Regions from separate parts of the Mus musculus genome. Here region 2 is linked to region 1. The links are chromatin loops, found by intact Hi-C in ENCODE. Cell type or tissue: gastrocnemius. All regions are shown on one strand. Each heading gives the region's core, and the rest is flanking DNA. Links, peaks and the distances in the headings are about the cores only.

What was found. Hi-C counts contacts between places; a loop is a spot of excess contacts. Peaks named below come from ENCODE experiments on the same cell type or tissue, not always from the same donor. Only the 100,000 strongest peaks of a DNase experiment are listed, where the experiment ranks them.
Region 2: it touches region 1 in a loop (2.0-fold over the local background); 10 of 42 quality-filtered maps call a loop at or near these places.

The regions. Positions count from the first base shown.
Region 1 is chr7:44,816,680-44,824,679 of GRCm38, forward strand. The region is part of intron 1 of Nup62 (nucleoporin 62); the gene reads left to right. The region is part of intron 1 of Il4i1b (interleukin 4 induced 1B); the gene reads left to right. Among named protein-coding and RNA genes, the nearest start is that of Il4i1b, 4.3 kb to the left of the region's middle. In gastrocnemius, for the core only: a CTCF peak has its summit at 1,623 (motif pointing right); a DNase peak (open chromatin) is centred at 2,381; H3K4me3 peaks cover 3,784 bases; H3K27ac peaks cover 4,000 bases.
Region 2 is chr7:44,760,308-44,770,560 of GRCm38, forward strand. Vrk3 (vaccinia related kinase 3) reads left to right here. Exons shown (of 15, transcript NM_133945.1): 6 at 571-635; 7 at 2,684-2,750; 8 at 3,818-3,902; 9 at 4,476-4,581; 10 at 6,815-6,907; 11 at 8,136-8,268; 12 at 9,226-9,346. Among named protein-coding and RNA genes, the nearest start is that of Vrk3, 17 kb to the left of the region's middle. In gastrocnemius, for the core only: no CTCF peak of the experiment used is centred there; no DNase peak of the experiment used is centred there.

The DNA of each region.
Region 1 (8,000 bases), core at 1-4,000:
TCGCGCGGCCCCGACGGGGCGGTGGCGACCCCGGGCCCGCCATGTCGCCCTGACCCTCCACTCTCTGCTTCAGGCTGGGGGCCCGGGCTCGGTCTCCTGAATCGGTCAGATCCGATGTGTCTTTCACACCCGAAACCAGCTCGTCTCGTTCTCTCTCCCTGCTTCACGAATTTGCCACCCGAGACCTCGTGGGTTAAGCCCATCGCCGAATGGCGCAAGCTAGCTTAGGCTTCATAGAGGAGTTCCAGGCAGCAACCGCGAGATAACGCTTCCCAAGTACTTGTAGAGCGCTGTATACGCGCACAGATATATCAGCTATGGAAAGTAGGCCACGAAGTCCTAACCACGAGACTCTTCAACATATTTTTGTTTGTTTTGTTTTAACATTTATTGTGGTGGTCAGAGGAGAGCTAGCAGGAGTTGGTTCTCTGACCATGTGAGTCCCAGGGACGGAACTCGGGTCAAACTATTTGGCAGCCTTTACCCACTGCTCAGTCATTGTATTTTCTTTTAGAAAAAAACCCTGACTTCACCTCTTTTACTCTCCCTACCCCAGATTCTTAGCCATATGATCGTTCTGTGTGTCCCACCTCCAAGGTTTCTGTTTCCAGCCATCCCTGCCGACCTCTAAGGTTTTGCCCTTGCTCTGACTTTCTTGCAGTCCTTGCTCTCTTGCTGACCCCACTAGATAATTATTTCTTGATCCTGTCCAAAATAGGACATTTATATTCCATTTAGTAAAAGAGTCCCTCTTGTCCTTCACCGGGGATGATGCGTGAACCCTGTTTTCTACCCCATGTTCATGTACATGGCTGGCATTCCATGTGAAAGTCAGTCAGTGTGTCATATTTGTAGCAGCTGAGAGACTGAATGGTTGGAGATAGAGCTCAAGAATGCTCGTCTGTTTTTAACACCAGAACCTTAGTCTCTGTCCAAGCACCACATGGATTGGGCTTGACTTGCCTGTATTCTCAGGATTTGGGAGATGGGAGAAAAGAAATCATGAGTTCAGGGTCATACTGACTGGCCTCAATGTGTTTTAAAAAGAAAAAGTCCAGAGGCCAGGCTTGATATCTCACCTACTTAGGAGGCTAAGACAGGAGTATTGAAAGTCAAGGTCAGGGCTGGAGCTGCTTTGAGATGGCTCTGGTGGTGATCTCTAAACTCAACCCTCCTGAGTTCCATCCTCAGGACCCACTTGGTAGAAGGACAAAAGCAACTCTAGACGGTTGTCCTCTGACCTCCACCACCTGTAGTGACAGGTCTACATACTGAGTAAGGGGAGGAAAAAAGCTCAAGGCTTGCCTTGACTAGAAAGTGAGTTCTTGGCTGTCTAGAGAACTTAACAAAGATCCTGATTTTAAAAAAATATGTAATGGGCTGGGGTTGGAGGTTGGTGGCAGAGTGTTGGCCAGAATACTGCTTTCCAGACTCTGGTGTCCATCCCTGGTACTGTAAAAGATTCAGAGCAGGTGGGGAATACTGATTTTGAAAGTTACAAGTCCTTGAGATAATTCCCCTTGGAATGGGCACTCTTTTTTTTTTTTTAGATTTTATTTATGTAAGTACACAGGTTCTCTTCAGACACACCAGAAGAGGGCATCAGATTCCATTGCAGATGGTTGTGAGCCACCATGTGGTTGCTCTGGAAAAGCAGTCAGTGCTCTGTAACACTGAGCCATCAGAGTGTGAATTCTTATCTTCTGCCAGTGTTTGAGCACAGGCGTGATTTGATGTGTTTAGACTCCAGCCCTCCCTTGCCAGCTATGGGCTTTGTTAAGTCCATGTGGAGTCTGCTACGAATACAGAAATGGGATGGACCCAGAGCTTCATGAACTGCATGCTAAATGGACATTCTACCACCTGAGCTGCATCCCTGGGCCCCACAGGTGCTGGTTTTTATTTGAAACATTGTGCCATGTTGCTGTGCCGGTGGTGCTCCTTTCCTTGAGTTTGGTATTTTAAAGTAAACTTTTGGAATAATCGAAAGGTTTCAAAGACAGTGCAGAGTGGGGGTACCAGCCCATAGTCTTCCCCATGGTACTTCTTTTTTCTTTCCTGAGGTCCTACCCAGATGCTTCCCCCGCCCTCAGATCCACCTTAACTCAAGAGCTGGTTTTCACATTTAGCTGCCATGCCCTCCCCAGCATGTGCACAGCCGTCACTTTATGGGAGTTGTGATCATCCCTGGAGGCCTGCCACCCTGAGCCTTGGCCAGTACCAGACTGTTATGTGTCCATCATGTGTGCTATTCTCTCTTCCTAACCCTCACCCCGGCTCAAGTGGCAGCCTAGTCTCTTTCCTCTCAAAAAACAAAAACAAAAAACAAATCCTGTGGGGAGCCAGAAGCAAGGGTGGAGCTGCTTGGAACTCTTTTCCAGTGCGGAGGGGCCTGAGCTGGGGAGTGAGGCGGCTGGTTGCAGGCAGTTGCATCAGCCGGGCTCTGATGGTTAGGAAGGGCTGAGGGAATTCTCTGGGGACCACAGAGCACCTGGCAACAGCTCCTAGGTAGCAAAGACCTGTATAGGAGCCCCCTGGGCAGAACACTGAAAATCTGGGGCTTTGTGCTAAGAAGGGGCCTAGCATCCCAAAGGCACTAGCTTAGTTGTGAAAGACAAGACTGGGGCCTGAAAAAGGGTAAGAAGAATTTTGCATGGCCACAGTTGTCTTTGATAGAGCAGAGTTCCCCACCCTGTCCTGTGAGGCCTCAAACCTGGACTATTACCTAGATTTTGTTGTTGCTGTTAAATTGTTTTGGTTAGTGTGCAAAGAGGTTTTGTTGTGACGCTTCGTATATCTTTATTTTTGTCCACCTGGTTGCTTCTCATCCCTGTACTATTGTGGCAGGCCCTGGTTTCCCAGTTGAGAGAACAGCCTTGTGTGATGGAAAAGGATTGGGCTTTATGGGTTCTGTTTGTGGGCAGGAGTTGGTCTGCCTACTTAGATTTTGGTGGGGTGTGCACCAACCTGCTACTTGTCTTCCCAGTGTGAGTGTACATGGTATTGTGTGTCTATCCTTTTCCTAATAAGTAAAAGTATCCCTTCCACTTGGTACAGGGAAGGGTGAGTCTTCATCAGTACCAGGTAATGCTAAAGGGGTAGCTGAGGGAAAGCTCTTCCTAGGAGCTCAGAATCTGGTGTAGCTTCTCTTCCTGTCCTTCCATACTTGTGCATGACTATCTCCTCCAGCACATAGAGGACAAGGTCGGGACTTTGTTCATATAGCCCCCAGCACTGTGCTACCCCCACCTCACCCCCTTGGGCAGCAGCACACTTCTGAATCAGTTGCTTGTGTGGGGACAGAAAACTCGAAAGCATAATCTCCACACAGTGCTAGGGAACAAGTAAAACTGGGTCACGAAGGCCAGAGGGACAGGAGTTGGAGGTGTGGGTGTCCTGGCAAACAAGGGCAGGAAGGCCAAGGCCAGTTTGGCTGGGGAAAGGGCAGTGCCACGTGGCCAGATGCTCAGAGTTCTCTAGAGCCCCTGCCCTTCTCTTACAACACCTCCCCTTTAGAAGTCACTGTTGTAACTTATCACTGAGTTGGCCTCATGCTTCTGTACCAGCTCCCACGTTTTGGGTGTCACCTGTACTGGTTAACTCCCCCTTGCTGTTATGACAGGTTAAAAGATTCAGAGAGCACACACTTGGCACCTTAATAGAATTTTGGAGTTCCCAAGGCACTGGGTTCCTAGCCATACCAGTATCTAGAGGCTACCTCATTTTGAGGCTCTTTGTGTCCCCTCAGGCTTCTTTGCCTCCGTCCAACTTGAAGCTTCTTCCTTTGAGCTTCCTGCCTTCCTTACAGAAGCCCTGTGCTTGAACATTGGACTGTCCCAGATAGTCCAGGATAATTGAGTCTTGAAGGAGCCTTCATGTAACTTGTCTACACTGAATGCTTTGCCATGGGATAATATTCACAGGCCGTGGGTACTGATGTAGATGAATCTGCATGGCCATTATCCAACCTCTAATTCTGTGTCCTCTAGGAGATATGTGCTGTTAGCCAGGATACAGGGAAAGTAGTGGAGGGTTAGTGGTGAAAGGGCACAGGCATCAGGACTGAGCTGTTACAAAGGGTCAGGAGGACTTGCTGAGCACCCCGACCACACCTAAAAGGGATTGCAGATTGGGCTGGGCAGCTGCTGACTGGAAAGGCGATGTCTAGATTTTGTCTGAAATTCAAGTTTGAACTATGAATGAGTACATCTTGTTTCTTTGTGCACAACTACTTAACAAACTGAGACACCAACAACACCTCTAGGAACCCTAGCATTTATGTACCCTCTGAAAAGTCCCCAAAATTCTAAACATGCAATCAGAATCTGCAGCTGTCAGAATCAAGCCCCTGCTAGAGCATGAGGGCAAATCATAGCTGCTGTGGACAGTCTGAAGCAGCCCCGTGTCCTACACCTGGAATTAAAATGAAAACATTTTTTATAGTATTTCTGCGTTTTTTTTTAAGGAAACCAAAATTCTCGTACACCCAACAATTTGTGTCCAGCCCCTTGGAGCTTTAATGTGGGTGGTTTGGAGTCTGTATTCTCTCTGGCTGCACCTCAGCAGGGCTACAAACATAGCCATTGGGCACAGGAGATGCTCTCTGTTCCTACTAAGTTGTATTTGGGAGTGACACCTAAGTAGGACATGGGAGTGATTGGGATGTCTTCTGAAACTAGGATTGAGAGGCTAGAGGTATCTTCTGGTGGGTGGAGTGGAAGTGGGGGGAAGAATGCCTTGTAGGAGAGGTTCAGCAGACAGCTACTGAAGTTCTCTTGACTTCAGTGGAACGATAGCAAGTTTCTACCTCATTTGCTAGGAGATAATCAAGCAGATAAGGTGCCTAGACTAGTGGCACAGGCTTATAACCCTGGCATTTGGAGATGGAGACAAGGTTTGGAAGTTCACTGCCAGCTGGAGTGACTTAGAGGCCCTGACAACTTTGAAACTCTGGGTCAAAAATAAAAATTTTAAAGGGCCTGAGGGTATGGCTTAGTTCAGTGATAGGGTCCTCTTGGTGTGCAAGGCACTGGTTCTTGCAGAACTGCAGGAAGAGAGCAAGGGAGGCCACAGCCTGCTATCACCTCTGTTCCCCACAGAAACCATATCATATAGCCTAGGTGAGCCTTGCCCTCAAGAGAAGGGCCAAAAAAGTGCACGGTGACAGTGTGTCCTCTGGACACACTGGTGCCTCCTGGTGTTCAATCAGAAGAGCCTGGCCTGCCCAGCAGTGGTGTTTGGTGTTTGTACAGAGCTGTGTGGTGATGTGCTGCCTCTGCTCTAACAGTCCAGTCATTACCACCCTCTACAGTTCCTCATCCCATTCCTTCTCCACCCACTCACCCCCAACCCCCACCCCCGTCTCCCAAGAGGATGTTCCCACTCCTCCCTTTTTAAATTCTTTTCTTTTTCTTTTTTAAAAGGGTTTATCTTGTATACCATGTTCTCTCTGCGTATAAGCCTGAAGGCCAGAAGAGGGCACCAGGTCATATTATAAATGGTTGTGAGCTGCCATGTGGTTGCTGAGAATTGAACTCAGGTCCTCTGGAAGAGCAGTCACAGCTCTTAACCGCTGAGCCATCTCTCCAGCCCCACTTACTTATTTCGAAACAGGGTCTTAAGCCGGGCAGTGGTGGCACTTGGGAGGCAGAGGCAGGTGGATTTCTAAGTTCGAGGCCAGCCTGGTCTACAGAGTGAGTTCCAGGACAGCCAGGGCTATAGAGAAACCCTGTCTTGGGGGAAAAAAAAAAAGAAAGGAAGGAAGGAAGGAAGAAAGAAAGAAAGAAGCTGGCCTCAGACTTTTTGATCCTCCTGCCTCCTAAGTGCTGGAATTACATGTGTATATCACTAAGACAGGCTTCCTTATCTTTTTTTTTTTTTTTTTTTTATTTATTTATTTATTTTATTAATGTAAGTACACTGTAGCTGTCTTCAGACACTCCAGAAGAGGGAGTCAGATCTTGTTACAGATGGTTGTGAGCCACCATGTGGTTGCTGGGATTTGAACTCCTGACCTTCGGAAGAGCAGTCGGGTGCTCTTACCCACTGAGCCATCTCACCAGCCCCCCTTCCTTATCTTTTTGAGGCTGACTGACAGTCCATGGATGGATGTTTGTTTGGCCCTTCATTGTTTTTGATGAACTGATGGTCATTGGTTGGGATGTTTTTATCCTATTTGGGCTGGTGTTACCGTTCTGGGGTGGGGTACTGGGGTCTGGGCTCTTCATTGAAAGAAACTGACTTCTAGGCACTTCCAGATTTGCTGCCTGGAAAGTGCCTAGGCACTTCCAGTGGCTGCCACACCCTACAGCACCAATTCATCTCTTCTCTGGCCACCCTAATGGGTGTGTAGTGGAGCCTCTTTGTGATCCAGCTTGGATTTTCTGGACGATGGTGGTGATAAGCCTCCCCAAGGAGCAGTCCTTTCTTAAAATGATACTGTGACCTGAGGCCACCACCCCTTCCCACCCTGAGTAGGTAGCTTCTCCATATGTCCTTAACAATGGGCCTCTAGTAGATTCCCTGGACCCTTCCCTAACAATCTCTTGGGGAAGCCTGACACTACCTCCTGGGGCTTCTGGTACTATCATAAGCAGAGCTTGATGTTGTCTGGTGTATTGTCCTGTGTAATTCACTTGTGTCTGCCTCTGTTGGCACTAAAGAACAGGTAGTTAGCTGGAGGAGTTGGTTTATTTTGCTTGGGAAAACCTTCCCTACTGGGTGGCATCTGAGGTCTGAAGTACTTTGATTGCAAGAGACAGACTTGGTGGGTCAATGCCTTTATCACGTTTAACATTGAATGCTGTAGGCTGAGCTTGTGCCTTGCTGTTTTTGTCGGCCACACGGGTATGTTCTGCTTACTGAGGTGGGTGCTGAATGGCAGCTCATGTTTATTAATGTTGTTTTGGTATAGTGGGTGTGGAAGTTCTGGCGCCTCCTCTGGTGGGTGAGGATATATATCTGAGACGCTGATAACTAACGCAGAAGAGTGCAGATGCTGGTCCTTGGGAGCTAACATGGGAGTAGCTTCCTCCACATACATGCCCCTGGAAACAACTGGCTTCCCAACTCTGTTGGAGGGGATATAATGCTTGTGACTTTAGCTCGAGCCACTGTGTCATGTAGCAATATTCTGTCTCAAAAAGGTACGTACATCTTAGAACCCTACTTGAGCTACATGGATGTTGTGCCAAGTTCATCATCCTAGCCCACTGCAAGACTCTACCTCAAAAACCCTTTCTTTAACCCTCTGTGCTGTAGGCTCCCAGTTGAAGATGAGCTGGTTAGGTTTTTGCAGGTGTTACCTGTTTGTCACCTGAGCTGGTGGAGGCCCTAGGGAGTAAGAAAGGATGTAATTGCTAATTAGCTGTGGGCTGATTTCTGAGGTAAAGAAATCACTGGAGGTAGGAGGGAGAAGGCTGAGAACCTGCAGGTACAGTCATCAGACACACAGGGGCAGGATTTAGTCAGTGTCTTTGAAAGGCTCATGCCCTTCCTCTACCAAGGGAGAGACTATCCCTGCTTCAAACGTTGTCTTCTTCCTCTTACTATTTTACTTCAGATAAGTCATTGAGTTATCAGCGAGGAGTGGTAGGGGAGTGGATTAGCCACATGGAGGTTAGGAAGTGGCCCAGCCATTAAGCTGATTAAAGCAAATCAAAATATAAAGGTTGTGTGTGTCTTTCATTCAGGAACCCAGAACATTAAGGTGGGTAGGGAGAAACATGCCACCAGGATTTATTTAGTTCTTTAATACAATTCACTTTTGGATTCTCTTAGCTATTCTTTCCTTTGACATATGGGGCAAAGAAATATGGTGACCACTATGTGCCTGCTGCTAGGGAGTGATGAAACAAAGGAAGTAGTAGCTCTCCTTCCCCACTTCCAGAACTCAAACCAACCTTGTTTGCTTTGCACTGGAGGAAGTGTGGACCTGATTTGTTCCCTAAGAGCTAGAGGGGTTTCTTCCATGAGAGAAGCTGCTGTGGCACTGTGGGGGG
Region 2 (10,253 bases), core at 2,697-6,696, 54 kb before region 1:
GATGAAGGTGGAGTGTCAGAACACTGCCAGGAAGCCACTTTCGGGAGAAGGAGGTACATTTAGCCCACAGTTCCAGGTCATAGTAACCTGAAAATTAAGGCAGGAACTCAAGGGGACTAGTCACAGCCATAAAGAATGAAGAAAAATGTTGGATGCATGTTTGCTTACTTGTGATCAGCTTGTCTCCACTCTCTAACAGTCAGGAAACCCTGCCTAGGGAATGGAGCCACCTACATGGACTAAGTTCTCCCACATCAGATAAGACACTTCCTTACAGGCCAAACCAGTACAAACAATCCCTCACTGAGACTTTCTTCCCACTTAATTCTGGGTTGTGTCAAGTTGACAGATCTATCACACTTGGCTAATACAAGACTCTAGATTCAACCCTTGGAACTTTGAAGAGAGGAAGGAAGATAGGGAGGCAGAAAACATGAAGGGCAGCTGCTGAGCACCAAGTGTGCACTTCCCCATGTGAACCAGAGAACTGGTCCTTGGTTGTGAGCAGCTCGGGGATTAGGCCCTGACACCCCCCTTCTGCTCTAATGTTTCTCTCTGGCCACTCCACAGCTGAGCCTACTTCTGCCGTCCCCTCTGAATCAAGGACCCAGAAGTGGAGATTCTCACTCAAACTGGTGAGTGGTCCAGGAGCAAGCAGCTGAGAAAGGCAGGCAGGTGTGGGGCTTTTCAAATCCATGCTTGACCTCTGAGCCCACCCTGAAAACAGGGTGCTCCTGGTCTGTGAATAGCCGTGGGACCCTGGCTGGGCACATTCCTTCCTCATACTGGGGAGCAGAGGTGAGGCTTGTCCTTACATCTGCCTCTGATGTTTCCTGACCGTGGAACCCTGTCCCCTGTCAGCTGCAAGTTTCTGCATCAGTACAGCTAGCTTCCTGTGCCTACCTGTCCTCTGATGCCCACCTCATACATAGAGTGTGATTGTCACATACTGTATTTATCACCTTTTGGTCACTGTGACAAAATGTCTGTAAAGCACATCAAGGGAGGGAGGGTTTATCTGGTTCCTGGTTTCAGAACTATGAGTCTGTCATATGGGGAAGGCATTGCCAAGCAGTGCAGCTCTCTTGTCAATCACCTGGGAGGGGTGTAGCCAAGAGCAGCTCCAGTTGTGGCAGCCAGGAAGCGGAGAGAGTGATAGCATGAGCAAGAGGATGTAGGGGTGGACTATGTCTGTGCAGGAACCCCAAGACCTAGTGCCATCTGCTGCAGAGCTCCTGGGTGACAGGCCCCAGCTAAGTGAGCCCCATGCACTGTCCCTGGATTCTATCAGCAAGCCTTTGAGGTAGCTACTGTATTCCAGACTTAACAGATAAGAAGAAAGGAATGGAGAGAGGTGGGTAGAAAGAAAGAAGAAAGGAGTGAGGTTGGAGATGCAGCTCAGGAAGTATAGTACCTGCCCAGCATGCAGAGTCCCAGGCTCCATTCCCAGCACCACACAAGCCAGGTATGGTGCATTCCTGTCACCCCAACACTTAGAATGTGGAGGCAGGAGAATCAGGCGTTGACAGTCTTCAGCTACACCAGCAGTTTGAGGCCAGCCTTGGATACATGAAGCCATGTCCTAGAAGAATTAAGGGGATGTAGAGGTGGGAGAGAAAGGGAAGGGAAGGGAGACCAGAAGAGAGAAAGGGAGAAGGGTGTTGGACAGAAACCTCGCTGTGTCTAACACTATGGTCATAAGAACCAAGGGAGAAAACAAAAAAGCCGAGCGGTGGTGGTGCACGCCTGTAATCCCAGCCCTCGGGAGGCAGAGGCAGCCGGGAAGTTGTGGTACATGCCTTTAATCCCAGCACGCAGGAGGCAGAGGCAGGCAGATTTCTGAGTTCGAGGCCAGCCTGGTCTGCAGAGTGAGTTCTAGGACAGCCAGGGCTACACAGAGAAATCCTGTCTCGAAAAACAAAAATAAAACAAAACAAAACAAAAACAAGAACTAAGGAAGAGTACTATGTATAACTAAAAAATTAGGCTTGGCTGATTCATTCATGGATGGATGGATGGAAGGATGGAGATGTGTGTGTATAGATATATATGAAAAAGACCCAATCTTTAATATATGTATTTATTTTATGTGTAGGAGTATTTTGACTGCCTGTATATCTGTACCACTTTCATGTTTGGTGCCCACAAAGGCCAAGAGCGGGTGCCAGCTCCCCTAGAACTAGGGTTACAAGTGGTTGTAAGCTGCCTGATGATAGTCTCTGAGAACTAAACCTGGGTTCTCTGCAAGAACAACCTGTGCTCTTAACCACTGAGCTGTCTCTTCAGCCCCTGATACGTATTTTTGTTTGTTTGTTTTTGACAGGTTTTTAGTACATAGGCTAGGTTGATCTGGAACTCCCTGGAAGTTCTAGTCATGTCCTCATTGGCCAGAACTTGATCATGAAGCCATGCCTCATTGAAAAGGAGGCTAGAAAATTAAGGTTTTAGCTGAGGGCCACATATCTGGGGGCAAATGCGTGGATTTTGCCATAAAATAATCAAAGATTGCTGGGCACCAGGAAGCAAAGCCTGCTCGGCCGTGACAGTCCAGGAACTGGATCTGGTGTAGGACAGGAAGAGACTGAATCTGATGAAGTGGCAGTGAGGTCTTGTGGGAATCTATGGCCCTTGTCTAAGGGAGTTGGGTGTGACAGTCTCTGCTCTGCTCCCCTGTCATCCCCAGGACTCCAAGGATGGGCGCCTTTTCAATGAGCAGAACTTCTTTCAGAGAGTAGCCAAGCCTCTGCAAGGTATTCCACGGGGACTGGGCAGGGGAGTTGGGTTGGGTGACAGGGTCCTCGAGGTATTTTATGAAGTGACCAAAGACCTGAGTGTGCATCTCTCCTGCACACACAAGCCAGCCCCCATCACCCTCAGAGGACAGACAGGTGGGCCTGGCCTGTAGCAGCTCTTAAGAAATATGTGGTGACTGTCATGAACACTGTGTGCTGGCTGTGACATCATAAATTGTTAGGGAAACTTTTAACCAAATTGGTTACATTCAAAACAAAATTACTCACATTTTTTTCTGTGTTCTGTGAGCCATGCGATCTGCGTTGTATAAATCTGTGGAAATGCTACTCTGCATGCTCTGCCCCGTCCAGCTGCATTCAGTCCTGTTGTATTGCTGCCCTGAAACTGGCCTGGTGGGAAGGATTTACCTCATAGGTAGTAGTTGAGATGCTAGCCCCCATGGGTTTCCCTGCTCACCTGTACCTGGCCAGGTCTACACACACACACACACACACACAGGCACACACATACACACACAGGCACACACATACACACACAGTCCTCTGCAGTAGCATAGGGCCCCAGTGATGCTGTTGTCAGCTTTACTTGTAAACTCAGAGATCACCTCCCTTCTTTTCTGTTTTTGAGACACAGTCTCCTGAAGTCCTGGGTTCTTTGAACTAGAAATGTAGCCAAGGAAGACCTTGGACTCCTGAGTAACAGGATTACCAGTGTGCTCCGCCACAGTAGCTTTTATGCAGTGCTGAGGATAGAACATTATTTAATGTACAAGCACTCTGCCAACTGAGCCCATCAAAGCCCCGCCCTGTTGCAATTACCCTCTTCCCCTCATGCCAGCTTTGTGCATGCTCGCTCAGAAGTCACCTGTAGACATGGACCACAGATGTGCCCACCTGTATCCCTGCCTCTTCTCCCTGACACCCACAAGGCTGTCAGACCAAGGAGAACCAATAAAGAGACCGAGAGTCTGGTTGGGTTCTCTCTGCTTCTGGCCTAAGCAGAGGCTGTTTCTTTGGGACTGGCACTGGCCATGGATCTGACCCCGAGTCTCTGCCTCCTGCAGTGAACAAATGGAAGAAGCAGTTCTTGCTCCCGCTCCTGGCCATCCCCACCTGTATCGGCTTTGGCATTCACCAGGACAAGTACAGGTGAGCCTCCTCGCTTGCTGGCCGCCCCCGCTGCTCCCGCCTGCTGGTCACTCTGTGGCATGGATGGGCATTTCTCGGGGACAAAGGGGTTGCCTTCCCTCAGGATGGGACTGCGCCTCGTGATTAGCGTAGGTCCAGCTGGCCAAATGCTGAGTTTCTTCAGCTTCACTTGCAGAACAGCAGCTGACCAAAGCCCCACTGTCCTGTAATTGTGCTTTTTAAATTTTCATTTCATTTTTCAATCTGGGCAGCAGAGGGAAAGGGAAAAGAAGCAGCAGAGGGCAGGGGCTAAGAAACACCTAAAAGGCTCCTTGCTTGCCTCGAACCAGGATGTGGGCATTGGCAAAAGTAAATGGACTTGTTTACAGATTGGGTAAGAACTAAGGGGTGAGGCACCTCAGTCCCCTTAACTGCAGCGTGAGAACTTAGAGGAAAGCGGGAGGCGCACACAGCTGTACACTAGCACTGGTGGAGACTACTGTCCTAGCTTGCCAGCACTGCCCAGTCCCTATAGAATATCTTGCAGGGCTTGGCATTGCATATCTCCAGCTCCCCAGGTCCTCTGTGTTCTAGGTTCCTAGTATTCCCCAGCCTGGGGAGGAGCCTTCAGTCAGCCCTGGATGACAACCCAAAGCATGTGGTATCAGAGAGATGTGTGCTTCAGGTGGCCTGCAGGCTGGTACGTACCTCAAAACCATCCCACATCCTCTTTAAACCCCAACTTCCCCATCAGGCTGATAAAGTGATCTTCAGGGATGCACAGAGGGCAGAATGCCAGTGGTCTAGCCCTGGGGGGTGATGATGCCTCGTAAGATCAGCCAGGAGGTCTAGCCTGGAACAGAGGGTGCAGGCCATGGCTTTGAGCTTGGACTCTCGAGATGAGTGGAAAGTAGCAAGGCGCTGGGACAAGGACTCGTGGTGTTATGGAAGAGAACTTCCCAGGCTAAGGAGATCACTTGGGCCAAGGCTATCTTAGTTACTCTTCTCTTACTGTGATAAGACATTGTGACCAAGGACTGTTGTGTGTAGTTTTAAAAAAACTACCACCTTTGCCATGATGGACTGAGCTCAGGCCCCTCCCACCTTCCCTTTGTACTGCCCACCTTTGGCTCTGGGGGTGACTCTGCTACCAATCCTCTCCAATTTCCCTGAACCTGAGGATAAAAGACACACACAGCTTGTCATTTTACAACTTACCTTCTAGACACAATTGCTGGGGGCAGATATCTCCCACCTTGAAAAGAGTGCCCTTTCCAGTTTATTATCTCCGCCTCTCCACTTGCCCTAAACTTAGTGGCTAGTCCCACTTAGCCCCTGCCAAGCAGCCTTGGCCACCTGCCTGTAGTGGAGTCCATAGGCCCAAGCTCTCCCCGAGACCTCTCGTGACTGCTGTGTTCTTCTTCCTCCAAAGCATGGCAGAAAAAGCCCCCTCTCCTTCCTTCCTCGCATCTGCCTTTTTCCCCTGGGACCTGGAAGTCCCACCTGTACTTTCTGCCCAGCAATTGTCCCCCAGCCTTCTTTACCAACAAATCAAGAACCAATCAGGAAACAGGATGTTAGTATCAAAACCTCCCCTTAGAAAGGATCACTTAAGAAAGCCTCCAGTTCCAGAGAGGTGAGTCCATGATGGCAGAGTGGCAGTAACAGTCATCGGGCAGCTGAGCAGCCAGCACTCATACCTTACAGCCACAGAGCACAGGCAGAGTGCGTATGGAAATGGCAAGAGCCTTTTGAAACCACGAGTCCAACCCCAGTAACACCCCCTCCCACAAGGCCACATCTCCTAATGCTTCTCAAACAGTTGAACCAACTAGGGACCAAGTTGTCAAATACCCAAGACTATTTGGAGGCCATCTCATTCAAACCACCACAGCTTGTACAGCTGTCACTCATTCACTTACTCCCATATCCATTCATTGACTCATTTGTGCTCTCAGTAGTCACCATATACCAAGCTTCCCCTGGCTGGGGTGGAACAGAGGGCAGCCAGTCCTGTCTTCATGACTTCATTTGCACAGTTAGGTGGTAGGGCTCTGGCAAACAGTTGGTTTTTAGAAATGACCCGTGCCTAATGAAGAAGGAGTCGGATCACATCGCTGGAGTGATAGAAGTACCAAGGGGGTGATGCGCTTGTTGGGTGAGGTAAATGTTGTAGTTCAGTGTATAGTGGGGAGAGGGGCGGTTGGTGTGTGCAGAGAGCAGCAAGCGACTATCACAGGGTTGCAAGTTCCAGGTAAGTAGCAGGGGATACTGGGATCCATGAGAAAGTTGGGCAGATGAGGCAGAAAGACCCTCAAGCCATGCAGAGTTGAGCTGGAGTAAGAAGACTAGAGGCAAGATGAAGGCTCGGCTGGAAGAAGATGGGTTTGCAGAGCATCCTGGCCAGGGGAGGGAGAGACTAGAAATCAGAACAAGGGGTACGTGATGGATGGCTCAGCCCCAGAGTCAAGGAGGTGTCTGCAGAGATAAGCAGGATGTGACTGACACCCAGATGAGTCCTCACGGCACTCCAAAGCTTCATGTAAAAGGTGGAGCTGAACAGACAGGCAGAAATTTCTGGGAAGGGACGTAGCTCAACACCGGAGCGCCTACCTAGAACCCCCAGTGAGGAGTTTAACCATTTGCCTTCTCTCTTAGAAAACTTAGCAGAGCTCTGACAGTGCAGAGTACAGTGCAGTGCAGGGTGCAGTGCAGTGCAGCTGCAGGGGAACGTCTTAAGTCAGCACAGGAGGTAGAGGAAAAGCCACACACCAGCTGACTGCTGAGTTCTTCACAGGCTTGCCACCACAGTGAATGCAACCCTAGAACTTGGCAGGGTACTCCACTCACAGTGATGGTCCCAGGTTGACAGCTTTGCCCCTTCCCCATTTGTCATTGCTCTGTCATCCCACCTCAATACTTCCTTCCTCCAGCTGGATGCTCTGGAGTATCTCCATGAAAATGAGTATGTTCACGGGAACCTGACAGCTGAGAATGTCTTTGTGAATCCAGAGGATCTGAGCCAGGTGAGAGCGAGACCCCTCCAACACACACACACACACACACACACACACTTTTGTGGTGCTGGGGATGTGGCTCCATTGCCTAACATGTATAAAACCCTGGGTTCCATCTCTGGCACTACATAAACTGGGCATATCGGCACACAGCTATCATCTCGGCGTTTAGAGAGTGGAGATAGGAGGATCAGGAGTTCAGTTACCCTAAGCTGGTTGCAATGGTGCATGCCTTAATCCCAGCACTTGGGGAGCAGGGCCAGGTTATCTCTGAGTTCAAGGCTAGCCTGGTCTACATAGTGAGTTCAAATATACCCAGGGCTGTGTAAAGACCCTGTCTCAAACAAAACAAAAATGTTCAGTCATCCTCAAGTACATACAGTTTCAGGTTAGCCTGGCCTTCAGGGGTCTCCAAAAACAGTGTTAGCATTTGGATATGAGTCTCTCCAAAGGCACATGTGCTGGTGGAGCTTTAGGACCTAAGGCAGGTGGAGTGCTAGGAGTTCAAGCAAGGTCAGAACTAAGCGGCTTATGTGTTGAAAGCTCAGTTCCCAGCTTAGTGTTCAGAGTTGGGGTTTGTGTGTGACTTGATCAAAGGGCTCTGACTCCACACTAGACTTCTCCACTGTTGGAGCCATCATTTGGTGGTGTCTTTACAAGGTGGTAAGAATCCAGAGGAGTGGGGCCCAAGAGCATGCCTTTCAAGGGTGCATCTTTTTTTTTCAAGATCTATTTATTTTAATTTTATGAGCATTGATGTTTCACTTGCATGTGTATATTTGTGAGGGTGTAGGAGTCCCTGGAATTGGAGTTAGAGACTATTGTGAGCTGCCATGTGGGTGCTGGGAATTGAGCACAGAGCCTCTGAAGAACAGCCAGTGCTTGTAGCTGCTCAGGCATCTCTCCAGCCCGTGGAAGAAGTTTCTTGTCTTCTCCCTGTCTCCCCTCCATTGCTCTCTACTCTTTAGCCTGCAATGTGAGCAGCCCCCACTCCACACTTGGTCCACCATAGTGTTGCATCTCAGCTGAGGCCCAAAGTAGGGATGCTGCTGAATTCACGCCTGGCCTCCTGCAGTCATAGCCAGCCCCACCCTGGCCTCCTGCAGTCATAGCCAACCCCACGCCTCCCCCTTCACAGCTGCTGGGATTAGATAGGCAGCGATTGACACAGGCAGCTATGCCACATTGGAGTCTGCAGCCCTAACCTCAGGTCTGTGTGCCTCCTCCTTGTCCACAGGTGACCCTGGTGGGCTATGGCTTCACCTACCGATACTGCCCAGGTGGCAAACACGTGGCCTACAAAGAAGGCAGCAGGAGTCCACACGATGGGGACTTGGAGTTCATTAGCATGGACCTGCACAAGGGATGCGGTGAGAGCGGCTCCACCACGACATGCCTCCTACATGCTACGCTCACACCCATGGCCTCCACATTCTGGATCATGCATAATAGACACCAGAAGTAGAGGAGCATAAAAGTCCCCTGGTGGGGACTGGGACTGTGGGGGTGTCCTGGCCATGTGAGGGAATTTGTTCTCTTCTTCAGAACCAAGGAGGGCTGTATGGTGGCCTTTGAGTAGTAGGCATATGGGATCTAGAACCCAGGAACGTGAACAGCTGGGCAGGAATGTCATGTTTCCAGAGGTTCAGATTTCTAATCAGGCAGAGTTGGGAGATGATGAGTGCTGTTTTAGGGTCACCTAGGAAGGGCAGTACAGAAATGTGGGCCATTCACTACTGGAGCATGAGATCTTTGTAGTCTTGTGGGAATTACACACTGAACAAGAGGATCAGGCTATCCGGGGAAAATGTGCAAAGAGGGCTGACAGCCTTCCACAGGTCCCCCAGCCCCTCTTTCTGAGTCTGTGTCATGACCATCCCTCTGCCAGCACACATGCTTCCATCAGACTAAGGTCCCTGCACAGGGGCGTGCCTGCACTGCATCTTAGTGCGCAGCTGTCTGAAGAGTGAGTTAGGAGGCAAAAGGAAAGTGACCTGTTCTCTCTCCTCTATGATGAGGTAGCTCAGCACCACAATCTTTTCCCACTTAACTATGAACGGTTTGGGAGATGAGAGGCCGGGCTGGGTGCACAGGCACCCAGGGCTCCTTTATAACTGTATTAACAGAGGATGAACAGACAGGGCAATGGGATACTGGAGTGGGTGACAGCAGCAGAGTATGTGAGAGTCGTGGGCCATATAAGGGAAGCCAGGGACTGAGCAGTGATGGCTAAGATGGTTTTCACGGCTGGAGTGGAGAGCTGGGGGTAGACCCATGAAGAGGTCTGACAGCTGGACTAAGCTACCACCTCTCCCCTTTCTCCCCAGGACCCTCCCGCCGCAGCGATCTCCAGACCTTGGGCTACTGTATGCTCAAGTGGCTTTATGGGTCCCTGCCATGGACAAATTGCCTTCCCAACACCGAAAAGATAACTAGGCAGAAGCAGAAGTGAGTGTGAGGGTCTGCAGCACCCTGTACTAGCCCAAGCTCTCCTCTGGTAGGGGAGGAGTTCAGACCCCTGTGAGGAGCAGAAGGGATGGGTAGACAGCCACTCAGGAGAGCCCCAGCCTTCTGCAGCCTCAAGTGAATTCTCTGCCATGCATTCCAGCAGGAGACAGTTTTGAGCTCTGGGGCCGTGCCGCCCAGGGTCGGCTTCTGGCCCACTGTTCCGGGTGCTGGGTGACCTTCACTTCTGTGAGCCATGTGAGCCCTGTTGTTCTCCCACTGTAGACTGCTATGTAAGCAGCACCCGAGTCACAAGCATACACAATTAGGGAGTAAGCACGCTGTACAGGGTTTAATGCTCATTGCATGCAACACACCACAACTTATTCACAGGCTGTAGTCTGAGGGCCTACACCTCCAGTCAGTCACCCTGCCTCCATACCTCCAGGATTAGGAGGTAAAGACTCAGTGAGCCTTTAGATCTTGGCAGTTGTACTTGGCAGTTACACAGTTGTTAATGATAGAAGGAAGCAGTGTGCTGGCGTTCAGCACCGAGGACAGCTACACACCCGTGTTGGTGCCTCCTAACTGCCATTCAGCACCTAGGATAGCGGCAGGAATTCCTCTTTGGAAATCTAAGCACACAGATGACTTTGAAAGGAGGCTTCAGAACCAGGGACGACTAGATGTTGGTCTTAGGGCTTGCTCTATTGTGAGAAAATGTGGCATCTGCTGGGTGCCTGGGGTATTGCTTCAGCACCAAGGACAGCAGAAACCAATCCTGGAGAAGCCCTGAAGGTCCAGGATGGCCTTCACAGGAGACTGAGGTGCTAACAGAGGTCAGACTTCCTGGCTGTCTCCAGGATTGGTAGCTGGTCCCTGGGAAGATGGGATCTCTGAGAAAAGAGTG